Regions from separate parts of the Homo sapiens genome. Here region 1 is linked to region 2. The links are chromatin contacts, found by Hi-C or POLR2A ChIA-PET in ENCODE. All regions are on one chromosome and are shown on one strand. Each heading gives the region's core, a stretch centred on a gene start or an enhancer-like site at or near the end of the contact. The rest is flanking DNA. Distances are from core to core; before and after follow the strand shown. Region 1 has its middle 110 kb from the start of BANF2. Region 2 has its middle 9.6 kb from the start of BFSP1.

Region 1 (6,378 bases), core at 2,014-4,513, 260 kb after region 2:
TACAACTAACCCTTAGGACACCAGAAACCTATTTTCCATGACACAGCTTTAAACTTAGGCCTTGATTCCAGCTGCCATGCCTACCTCACAGGAGGAAATGGTCCATCTGGCACGTAGTGGATGTGCATCCAATATTTATTGGAGGGAAAAAGACTTTCATTGTACCTAATTCTGATAACCACATCTCTGTTCCCTGGCATCGTTTTAAAGACTTGAGAAACACATCACAACTGTGACCTCGGTTGGCCTAGGGATAAGAGGAAACCCAGACAGATATTCCAGCCAGCAGCCCCAGCCCTCAGCCCCTAGTGACCTTATCTCCTCTTTCCTCTGGTGGCCTTGATTTACCTCTGCCCTGGATGTGATGCAAGATGAGATTTTAAAGATGCTTGTGTGATCTTCCCTCCCATGATTTTCCACCAGATAGTTACTGCCCTTTGGCTTAGGCTCCAGAATGAGGTCATGTGGAACATCCTGAACCCAATCAGAAGTCTGGCCCAGACAAGCCCATTCAAGATCAGCCAACGGCAGCCAGCCTTCAGTCTCATGGATGTGAAATAAAATCTTTGTTGATGTAAACCACTGAGACTGTGGGCTTATTGGTTATGCAGCATTATTACAGAAGTAACTGACAGAACACCATCCACTGAGAGAACCACACTAGAAACTGGATGTCATCCTTTCCTCATCATGACTTTCCCTCATGCCTCACTTCCAACCCCCAAATCCTAAATATCCCTCAAAGCCGCTCCCTCCTCTCCAGCCCGAGTTTAGGCCTGCCTCATCTCTCTGGATTAGAATGGCCTTCCTGACTTTAGATTGGTACCCCCCAGTTCTACTTTCCCCACTGTAGCCAGGATGAGTTTTCTAAAGTATAAATCTGCTCCTGAGCCTCCCTTACTTAAGACCATGTTGTGGGTTTCAGTGAGGGGAGTGTCCATGGGTCTTAAGAAGGGGCATGTCCACGGCTTCCATGGGCAGATGCCACTGTCTACCCTGAACATGACTTAGTTCCAGCATTCCCTGCACTGAGTTGATCACCTTTTCCCCCTTACATAACACACAGCCAGGATGGGCTCTTGCTGGGTGCTACCTGACCAAGTGCCCTGTTCTTACCCCTAGGCTGCCCCTTAGGGCACTATTTAAATAGCCTATGGTTCTATTGGTGGGAATTAAATTAGGACAGTCATTACAGAAAACAGTATGAAGATTGCTTAAAAAACTGAAAGATAGGCCGGGCGCGGTGGCTCACGCCTGTAATCCCAGCACTTTGGGATGCCGAGGCGGGTGGATGATGAGGTCAGCAGATCAAGACCATCCTGGCTAACATGGTGAAACCCCGTCTCTACTAAAAAATACAAAAAAAAAAAAATTAGCCGGGCTTGGTGGCGGGTGTCCGTAGTCCCAGCTACTCGGGAGGCTGAGGCAGGAGAACGGCGTGAACCTGGGAGGTGGAGCTTGCAGTGAGCTGAGTTCGTGCCACTGAACTCCAGCCTGGGCGAAAGACAGAGACTCTGTCTCAAAAAAAAAAAAAAAAACTGAAAGATAGAATTACCATATCCAGCAGTCCCACCACTGAGCATATAGCCAAAGGAAATGAAGTCAGTGTGTCTGAGATGTCTGCGCTCCCATGCTCATTGAGCACTATTCCCAATATATGGAACCAACCTGTGTCTATCGACAGAGGAAGAGATAAAGAAAAGGTGGTTATATGCACAATGGAGCACTATTATCCCTTTAAAAAGAATAAAATCCTGTCATTTGTGACAACACGGGTGAACCTGGAAGACACTGTGCTTAGTGAAATAAGCCAGGCACAGGGAGACATATAGCACAAGATTTCACTCATCTGAGGATCTAAAAAGGTTGAATTTATAATAATAGAGCATGGAATGGTGGTTACCAGGAGCTGGGGGCAAGCGGGGAGGGCGTTGACCAAATAATATGAATTTCTAGTTAGACTGAAGGAATAAGTTTTTTTTTTTTTTTTTTTTTTTTTTTTTGAGGCAGAGTCTTGCTCTGTGGCCCAGGCTGGAGGGCAGTGGTGCGATCTCGGCTTACGGCAAGCTCCGCCTCCGGGGCTCACGCATTCTCCGGCCTCAGGCTCCTGAGTAGCTGGGACTACAAGCGCCCGCCACCATGCCTGGCTAATTTTTTGTATTTTTAGTAGAGACGGGGTTTCACCGTGTTAGCCAGGATGGTCTCGATCTCCTGACCTTGTGATCCACCCGCCGCGGCCTCCCAAAGTGCTGGGATTACAGGCGTGAGCCACCGTGCCCGGCCAGGAATAAGTTTTTAAGAGCTATTGCACAGCATGATGACCACAGTTAATAATAAAGCATTGTGTATTTCAAAATTGCTAAAATAATAGATTTTAAATGTTTTCACTACAAAAAAAATGGTAAATATGTGAGGTGATAGATATGTTAATTAGCTTGATATAATCATTCCACAATGTATACACATATCAAAACATCACATCATAACTCATAAATATATACAATTATTGTTTTTCAATTAAAGAAAAATTTTAAAAACAACACATGGCCAGGTGCAGTGGCTCACACCTGTAATCCTAGCACCATGGGAGGCCGAAGCAGGGAGACTACTCGAGGCCAGGAGTTCTAAACCTGCCTGGGCAACATAGCGAGACCCCATCTCAACAACAAAAAAATTTTAAATTAGCTGGGTGTGGTGAGGGGTGCCTGTTGTCCCAGCTACTTGAGAGGCTGAAGCAGGAGGACTGCTTGAGCCCAGGAAGTTGAGGCCGCAGTGAGCTAAGATTGCCACTGCACTCCAGCCTGAGCGACAGAGCAAGACCCTGTCTCAAACAAACAAACAAATAGCACATATGTACACATAAAATTGCCTGCGGCTTGTCTGGCTCTCTCATAAACTGTGAGCTCTCTGAGGACAGGACCGGAACACATTTTCCCTGAATAAAGTGAGCACATTTCCAGCCCCGAAGCCTGAGCCGCTGTGTCCCACATCCCATTCAGGAAGAGGGGGTTGTCCTAGAAGTAGCAGATCTGACTCAAAAACTCAAGGCAGGAGGGGTAACAATGCCAGAGAGAGAAGTAGCAGGGTAAGGAGGAGAAAGAAGGAAGAGGGAACGGAGCGAGGAGGAAAGGAATGAGAAATATAAAAATGGAGGAGTGAGGAAGGAATTCAGGAAAGACAAGGAATCCGCACAGGCAGAGACGCGGCTTTATCAGCTCTCTCCCTTCCAGCTCACTCCTCTCCACTCCCCCACAGAACTGCTCAGGCCATGTGTGCATTTGGCTCAGGACTCCAGTGCTGGTGCCAGAAGCATAAACCAGAGGGTGGGAGCTGCGTGGGGCCCAGACGAGGCGAGCCCTGTGGCCGGGCCCTCAGGACGTGGGGCCAGGCTGCTCCTCCCAGCCGCCCCGGGGGGGCAGGCCAAGAATTCTAGAAACCCTCTGCTGGGGAGAGCCCGAGGAGGCCCTGGCTGGGGTGACATCGGGAAAGCCCAGGGGGCCTGCTGCAGGCTGCGAGGAAGAAGGAGGCCGAGGTCATGGTGCAGAGGGCTGAGGAGGAAGTGAACCCCAGCTACAGGGTGCCCGGAAAGGGCTGGACCCACGGGGAATGTTGTGGCGGGGACCACATTTGGAGCAGCTCGGGACACAAGGGGTTTTGTCCCAAAGGAGACTCTGAACAGAGCCGCGGGCCCCGTCCTGGGAAAGCCGCTTGAGGGCACACCTGGCTGCTGCGTCCCAGAACTGCTGACGTCACAGTCACCTGGGGCGGGGAGGGGACTGGCGAGCTGTACTGTTTTTTTAAGTTTCCAATGATTATAAAAAGCAGCAAATGTGGGAACCATTGAACTGGATCAGGGTCAGCAAAACTTTTCTGTAAAGAGCCAGATGGTAAATATTTCAGGCATTTTAGGCCAGGATGGTCGGTCCCTGTCTCGGCGACTTGATTCTGTCGTTGTACTGAGAAAGCAGCCACATATGTGCAAAGGAATGAGCATGGCTCTATCTCGAAGAGACTTTTCAAAATTGAATTTCATTGATTTTTGAAATTTGAATTTTTTAAATTTGAATTTCTTGGAATTTTCATGTCATGAAACATTGTTCTGATTTTTTCCCCCAACCATTTAAAATATAAAAACCATCCTTAGCTCACACCTAGTGGTAGGCAGGATTTGGCCCAAGGGCTGTAGTTTGGTGATCATGGTCAGGCCAGTTCTGCCATAAAGAAATCAGTGTGGAAGCAGAGTGATTGCTTAGAAACTTTTAGAGCAATCTGACATTGCTCTGGCACCCAATCAAGTGTCTGCTGGACTCAACATGACCCAGGTGGGGCGACAGTGAACCCACAAGGTCAGTGACACATAGCGTGCTGCTTCATATGTGGTCAGTGATGGGTTGGAAATTTAAAAAAAAACAGGTCCTTTATACCCAGAAGGTTTGAAAAGTAGGGATCTCAAATCATTCCTTTGACCCCAGGGAGGGTTTGAATCTTCCCACCACAATCATACAATCACCCTAAAATATATAGTTATAACTACAGCAGGCAAACAAAAATATACATTTTTTGTGCATAGGAAAAAAAAATTGAAAAGGACTATAGCAAACGTTTAGTGAAGATTCTTTGAGTAGAATGTCAATGCATTTTTCTTTCTTTATATTCATCTGTGTTTTCCAAGTTTTCTTTAACGAATATGTGTGAATTTTATAATTAAGAGTTTTATGTGTTTTCTTAAAAACAAGTGGCTTTTAAGAAATTCTCTGGAGAATAATTTCTCCATTGGACAATCCTTCCCAGTGTCTCCCAAGCGTTCGGGAAGTGCTTTTTCATATTTAATCCACTTTTAGAGAAGCAGGGAAGAGAAAGAAGAAAATGGAAAACATATGTTGTCCTTCTGACTGCAGAGCCCCAGTTCTTGTCGTTCATTGTTATTTTTAACATAAGACTCATGGGCAGTAGTGGGGGTGGGGCATCAAGGCTGGAGATGTCATGAATGGTCATGAGTCCATTGTCACAGGACCGAAGTGAGTGGAGCCTCCTATGCTGACCTCTCAACTCTGGTGTCCCAGCAACCAGAGCCCAGTGTATGTCCGGTTGCTCAGGAACTGCAAGAAAAAGTGTGGGAGAAAGTTCACGGCAGCAGCACTTACTGCCAAGGAAAAAGCACAACTCTGAGTGCTGGGTATCATGGGCCTCAGTGGACCTGGGTTCGAATCCTGACTTGACCACTTTTTCACTGAGAAGCTCAGGCAGAGCACTGACATTTTCTGAGCCTCAATTTCCTCCCCAAGATAAGGTTGGGGGGTGGGGGGTGGGTAAACACACAACCCCCAAGCCGAGTGTCCCAGAGGCGAAGAAGACTGCTTGCATGAAAGCTCTTGACACTAGCAGACATTAAATCTGAGCTCTTCCTGGCTGCTCTGATGACCAGGGTCAAGGTCATCACCCCAGGCCAAGGGCAGGGCATAAACCTCTGCAACTTGGACTCAATCCTAGAAAAGACTTCAGCTGGAGAAGAAACCATTGCTGCTTTCTTTCTGGACTCCAGCCGTGTGTGACACACACCAGGGGCACCCATGTAACTGTGCATATACTTACGTCCCAAACTCAGCCCCAACCGGAGGCAGCCCAAGTTCAGGGTGTCCTTTGCTCATAAGCTGCACTGCCCAGGTCAGTAGCCATATGTGGCTATGTGTAAAGATTTAAATTAATTTGATTTAAATGAAATTAAACATTTAATTTATCGGTCACAGTACCCACATGTTGCGTGCTCAGCGACCACTCGTGGTGCAAGAACATTGCCATCAGTGCAGAAGGTTCTATCAGACAGCGCTGCTCGGTGGCTCAGTGCAGCTCCAGAAGACACCCCTAGAAAGTGCAGACTTCTGGTCATTTGCAAAAGTGTCCTCTCATTTCTGCAATAACAACTTCACTATATAGGGAAACAGAAACCTATAAAAATGTCATCTAGTGTCTGGAGTATTTGTGGGATGTGCCTATGAGAAAGCAGCTCCCTGGGTGGGTGAGGTCTGGGGGTCCCCCTGCAAGCCTCAGGCCCTGAAGCTGAAAGAAGCTTCTGCTCACTGGCTGACTGCTGTTAACATACAGTCGATAAAGAGATGGTGCTTCTTGTTTCTTTAAACAAAAACTATTTTAAGGAATTCTTGTTTCAAAATGGCTTGGTGCTATTCACAGGAAGAAAAGAAAAAGGGCAGCCTTATGCAGTGAGGCTCTCTGGGAACCATAGCCAGGACAGCTCTGTGGGGGCCGAAACAAACTCAGGAGTCCCAGAACCTACAGAGTGGGGCTCCACATCCTCTATGCTCCAGCCCAGGCTCTTGGCGCCCAGAGGCCTGCTGTGGCTCGGCCGCATGGCAGGACAAC
Region 2 (6,276 bases), core at 2,986-5,485:
GGAGGGTTACTTGAGCCCAGGAATCCAAGACCAGCCTGGGCAATATAATGAGACCCTGTCTCTACCCCCAAAAATACAAAAATTGGCCGGGCATGGTGGCACATGTCTGTAGTTCCAGCTACTTGGGAGGCTGAGATGAGAGGATCACTTGAGCCTGGGAGGCAGAGGTTGCCGTGAGCCAAGACTGTGCCACTGCACTCCAGCCTGGGTGACAGAAGGACACTGTGTCTCAAAAGAAAAAAAAAAGAAAGAGAGAAAGGAAAGGAAAGGAAAGGAGGAAGGAAGAAAGGGAAGGGAAGGAAGGAAAGAAAATGACCTCGTTCATAGGAAACTGGTTTGGGGATGAGGCATGATGTCCAACTTACTCTCAATGGTTCAAAAAATAAATAATAGATATGCATTTATGTTGATATAAACATATATAAATAAATACATAAAATAATAAAGCAAATGATTGGTGGATTTAGGTAAGAGGTATAGAAGTTCCTTTTACTCCTCCTGCAACTTTTCCATAAGTTTGAAATTGTAACAAAAGAAAAAGTTACCTCTCAAAATCCCAACACCTCCAGGAAAATTGTGCTGAGAACAGGTGTTTCTTAATGATAGCAAGAAAACGCAAAAATCTTCCTTTGATTCACCAGATGGTATCATGATCTCAGCAACCAGGATTTCATTGACAACCACGGTAGGAGTTTTACACCTACCGAAATGATGGTACGGATTTTCAGAGACATCTGGACTTGCCTTCTCTGCACAGTCTCAGAATGTCCTTGAGACATTGTCGTACCAACTCATCGTCATTCTGGTTATGCATGAAAAGCAGCCCTTCCCATGACCTCAGAAATGCAGAAATGAGTCATTGTCCCAGCAGGTGCCATCCTCAGGACTGCGTTTGGAGAAGTGTCTTTTACAGTTATAATTTCTGTGGCTATAAATCTAGCCATGGTATTCATATTTCTGCCCTATATTTCTCTCTAAGATATCATTAAACAAACCTACCACCACTTTCAAGTTGGGTCAGCCTACATCTGAACCACAGCCCGTTTCCTTCTGGGAATACACTGTCAAGTGGTTTGATATATTACCAAGCCACAGTTGTCCAACTGGCATGCCCACTCTGTCCTAAAAAGAAGGATGTTCCAGCCCTGCTTTGTATCAGTTAGGAGATAGATCCCAAGGAATTGGGCACATGCATCCATGAATATATTTCTTCTTCTTTTTTTTTTTTTTTTTTTTTTTTTTGCAATGGGGTCTTGCTCAGCCCAGGCTGAAGTGCAGTGGTACAATCTCAGCTCACTGCAGCCTCAACCTCCTGGGCTCAAGCGACTCACCCACCTCAGCTGCCAAACTAGCTGGGACTACAGGTGCACACTACCATGCCCAGCTAATTTTTAAACTGTTTCATACACACAGGAGTCTTGCTGTGCTGCTCAGGTGGTCTCGAATTCCTGGCCTCAAGTGATCCTCCTGACTCAGCCTCCCCAGGTATTGGGATTACACGTGTGAGCCACCATGCCCAGCCCATGAATATATTTCTGATAGAAATATACATTCATATATTCATAGATTGAACATACATTTGGGGGCTGGGCATCTGGCTCTCGCCCAGCACTTTGGGAGGCTGAGGCAGGTGGATTGATTGAGCACAGGAATTTGAAACCAGCCTGGGCAACATGGCAAAACCCTGTCGCTATATATAAAAAATAATAATAATAATACAAAAAATTAGCTGAGCATGGTGGTGTGTACCTCTGTAGTCCTAGCTACTCGGGAGGCTGAGGTGGGAGGATAGACTGAGCCTGGCAGGTCAAGGCTGCAGTGAGCCATGATTGTGTCGCTGCACTCCAGCATGGGCCACAGAGCAAAACTCTATCTCAAAAAAAAAGACAAAAATTAAAAAAAGAAACATACATTTGGGCTGTCCATTGTTTTGTAGGTCCAGGTCTACTTTTCTATTAATATCAGTAGGGACTGATTGAACACAAGAGAACATGTTCTATCTTCCAAAGTTCACTAGCTTCCCAGCGTTGACCTGAAATTGGGGGGGACAACAATAGTGCAAGCTATTTTATGAACTATTTTCATATTGTGCATACAGTTTAGGAGTATAGTAAGGTACAGTTTAGGAGTATACTATACATTTTAAGCCCCTCAACGGCCCCTCAGACCTAAACTCCACATGAAGTTTTCTAATGAAATTCTAAAAATAGTCAGTTTACAGAAGTTCGCCATTGTTTAGCAGGGTCTGGCCAAAATTCAAAGAATGACCTATTCCAACCATCTGACTTGTTAGTTCATTTGGTAAGGAGCTACAAGTGATGTGAATATTTCCTGCTATTCCACCCTCTACCACCTGCCTGCTCATGATCAACTCCTACTGACTTCTATGCCTTCATTTATTTGAAATTTATGTCATCAGGCTTTACTTCTCACCCAGCATACATCATCCTTTTCTCCATTTGCCTGTCACCCTCAGCTTTGACACCAATATCTTCCCTACTCCTTTACACCTCCCACCCAACCCCTCATGTATATTAATGTATGCAGGAAGATGTCTAAAGTGGTCTTCAGTTCTACACACCCACGCCCCCATACCCCAAGACACCATTCCAGTTAAGGTCCCCCGCTGTTTACCTGGCAGACCTGCTGTATGAGTATCTTCACTAGACTGCAGCTCTTTGAGGGCAGGGCTGATAGCAATGCTGGGCATCCCTCAGTGGCCATTGTCCACCTGAGGATCTCCCCAGGTGCCCACCCTCCATCCTTCTCCATGCCTCTCTAAAACGCTGAAAGCCTGGCCCTCCCAGACTGCATCACCTCCGGGTGCCTCTCATGTCCTCTAGCTTCCTGTAGGGTTTGGCAAATGGGAGTCACTGTCAGGAGATCAAAAAGACTCCCTTCCTGCTTCCCTTCTGCTCTGGCATAATCTCTCCTCCAAGATCCTTTCCTCCTGCTCCTTTAAAGCCTACAGGTAGTAATAGTTTCCCACTGTTGCTACTACACCATGGGCACTTCACCATGCTTTGTTGATTCATTTGGCTCGTTAGATACTAGGAACGCTGGGAGCTACAAAATCTCATTCAGCAACTAGTTAAAGCTTCTGACACAAAGTGGATGCCCAATAAAATGAATTAAAGAGTGAGTGAATATTAGAGCCAGGAGCTGTAGCATGCACCTGTAATCCCAGCTACTTGAGAGGCTGAGGCGGGAGGATCACTGGAGACCGGGAGTTCAAGGCTGCAGTGAGCAATGATCATTCCTGTGAATAGCCACTGCACCCCATTCTGGGCAACATAGTGAGACCCTGTCTCTAAAAAAAAAATAATAATTAGTGAATATTAGATAGAAACTTGAAATAAAAGATAAAGTTTTTGCATGTTGGGAGGTTTGTCATGAAACTCTTAAATGGGAAAGCTGAATAGTGCTTGGCCAAAGATGGATCATTACAAGGGATCTTACCAGCAGTTCCAGGCCCTCTCATTCCACATTCGCTGATTGGGCTGTTTCAAGGGGCATGGTCAAATTTAGTAGCAGTCCAAAATTGAAATTTACTTTGCTGTCTGCTATGATGGCTAGGTTTACATTGTCTGTCATCATTAGAGGAAATATATAGGGACAGAACAAAAATACATTTATTAAGAAAGAGAACAGTGCACCAGTCAGCAGAAAGACTATAGTTATAAGACACATGAAAAGAAAAAGTTAATTCCTTGGAAAAGAGCTTTCTATTTTAAGAAGATGAACAAAATAAGAGAGGTCCTTAAGTGATAGCTAATGAAGACACTTCCCAGGCATCCTCAATGGCTGTGGCTTTTCAGATGTCAACCGAAAACAAAATCCATTACAAAGCGTAGCATCCAAGTTGGATATGGGTTGCTTATTTTGTTCTGTGGTCAGCCTTTGCTGAACATAGCAGTCTAAACCAGAGCCACAGAGCTGTGAGTGGTCCTTGTCTGTAAAATGCACTTGGACTGTCCTCGGTGACCCTAATTGCATGACTTGGCAAGAACAACAATTAAATAGGATATTTTGGACCAAATTCTCTCAGAGTACATTATTTTCTCAAGGTAACCTGAGTTTTGGGGTGACACACACAGTGTAACCAAAAGTGCCACTTTGCGAGGGTTTGCTAACTGATGTCCTCGTAACCTCCAAAATCAATTTCAGGGCATTGCAGAGTCAACACATCAATGTTCCCCTGCCTGCATTTGGGGCACTTGCTGGCTGAGTCACCTGCAGGAGTGTTCTGGAGTTGCCTCTTAGTAGATCATGAGAGCCAATTGCTAAATTTTCAGGAATTTTGCAAGCTGGTTGACACCTCATCGGTAGCTTGAAATTGGAAACGGTGAGAGTATCTACACCACAAGAATGATAAACACTACAAAGGAAGACATTTCTCTCCTAGAAAGTCAGCTGTTGGCCAAGCATTGTGGCTCATGCCTGTAATCCCTGCACTTTAGGAGGCCGAGATAGGAGGACTGCTTGAGCCCAGGAATTCAAGACCAGCCTAGGCAACATACAGAGACCTCATCTCTACCAAAAAAAAAAAAAAAAAAAAAATTCACCAGGTGTGGTGCCATGCACCTGTAGTCTCTGCTACTCAGGAGGCTGAGGTGGGAGGATCACTAGAGCCCAAGAGGTCAGGGCTGCAGTAAGCTATGATCGCACCATTGCATGCCTGCTCTGGTGACAAAGTGAGACCCCATCTTAAAAAGAAAAAAAAAAGTCAGTTGTTAAACATTTACTAACCTCACATTACCTATGAATAATACCATATCTCTGGTGATGGAAATTTTGGCATTCTTTCCTCAGTCTCATTAAGCTCAAAGAGAGTCTTCCTAAGTGTATTGTTTAACATGGAACCCTAAATTTAAATGCTAAGTTTTAAAAAATTAGACTAGAATTAGAGTATATAGCCTGAGAACATGGTTTGTTTTCATTTCTAGTTGGCTCAAGATGTTTCTGAAAAATAATTTATAATAAATTGCCTTATAAAGTTAAAATGCCTTCCAAAATTTTATAAGTCAATTTCAAAAACTAGGGAAGTCAGCCAGTAAATAAAGAGAGAAAGAGATTTATCTCAAAATAGTTTCAGCACCGCTAGAGGAATCTGTCTCTGTTTCAGTGGAAAAGGAGGCAGTTACTCCTAGCTAATCTCAATATTTTCTTTCCCCTGGAATAATGGCTGACCACTGGCTCTGTTGTTTTTGGCCAACTCCTCTACTGAAACAAAAATTTTGTAACTGCAGTGACCTAACTTGGGAAACAATTTTATAACATTTTCTAGGAACCACAAATCATTTGTTTCATTCTTTCTGAAGACCAACAGTGGCGGTAAGCAGAGAGTGTCTTTTGCCGTGTAACAAAGAAAAAACTTGATAAAGTCAGCAGCCAGAAGAGCATTTCAGTTCAAAGAAGGGTCATCCAGAGCCCATGAAATGTTGTCTTTCACATTAGGAATGAATATGCCTCACACAGCGTCATGACCGACTAAAACCCTGGATCAATCCAACTTGTTATTAGAGCATAAATGGTGACCTTTATTTATCACACAATGAATTTTAAGCTGGGAAGCCAGTTTTAAGAAAAACAGCAGCAACAGTGTTAGCTGCAAAAACATTTTAGAAGAGCTAGGAGAAAATAAAACATTATTGAACTTCTTCATGTGGCTAGAAAAAAAAAACCTTCTGGCATGTGACTCAGATTTCCATTGGGTGAATGCAGACTCATCCAAGTTATGCAACATTATTACTGTTGATAGGTTACAAAAAATCTATCAGCTCATCTATCAGAAAAATCCACCAGCAAAATGCCCTCAAAAGCTTATGAAATATGTACCAGTGAAGATATGCGAAGCAACTTGATATGCTGTTGTAGGACATGTGGTCATGAAAACTATGTCCGCTTAAGTTAAATAGTCTGGATTTAAATCCTTCATGACCCATTAGCTACATGACTTACACAAGACACTGAACCTCTCTAAGCCTCACATGCTTCATGTATAAACTGGACGTGATAGAAGTTCCCAAAAGAGTTGTTGTGAGACTTAAATGTTGTCTGGCATATGGTAAGTGCTTAACAAATATCTGCCTTTATTTTTTGCACATGGTCTATGTTTATTTTAAGCATCCGTCTTAGCTTGAAGTCCCCCAGAAGCCAACTCCGTGGCAAGGATTTGAGTACAAGTAATGTATTTTGGACATGATCCCAGGACACCAGTAGAAGAGTGGGGAAGTGAGATGGGGAAGGGAAAGTAGCCAATGATGGCAGGGTGAC

Evidence for each region. Hi-C counts contacts between places; a loop is a spot of excess contacts on that map. ChIA-PET counts read pairs that join two places held with the same protein, here RNA polymerase II (POLR2A). Pooled maps may share reads with other maps.
Region 1: a loop to region 2 is called in a pooled map, with 2.1 times the contacts of the local background. The contact joins two enhancer-like sites. A Hi-C loop is called at or near these places in 1 of 50 pooled maps. POLR2A ChIA-PET finds 5 or more read pairs at or near these places in 2 of 52 experiments (HEK293T and HepG2).

The regions. Positions count from the first base shown.
Region 1 is chr20:17,803,553-17,809,930 of GRCh38, forward strand. No RefSeq gene overlaps it. Among named protein-coding and RNA genes, the nearest start is that of BANF2, 110 kb to the left of the region's middle. Within about 2 kb of position 3,264, at least 23 of the 41 ENCODE cell types and tissues checked have a DNase peak (open chromatin) inside an H3K27ac peak, as active enhancers do.
Region 2 is chr20:17,537,890-17,544,165 of GRCh38, forward strand. It overlaps a transcript of BFSP1 not described here. Among named protein-coding and RNA genes, the nearest start is that of BFSP1, 9.6 kb to the left of the region's middle. RefSeq lists a silencer at 742-942. Within about 2 kb of position 4,236, at least 8 of the 41 ENCODE cell types and tissues checked have a DNase peak (open chromatin) inside an H3K27ac peak, as active enhancers do.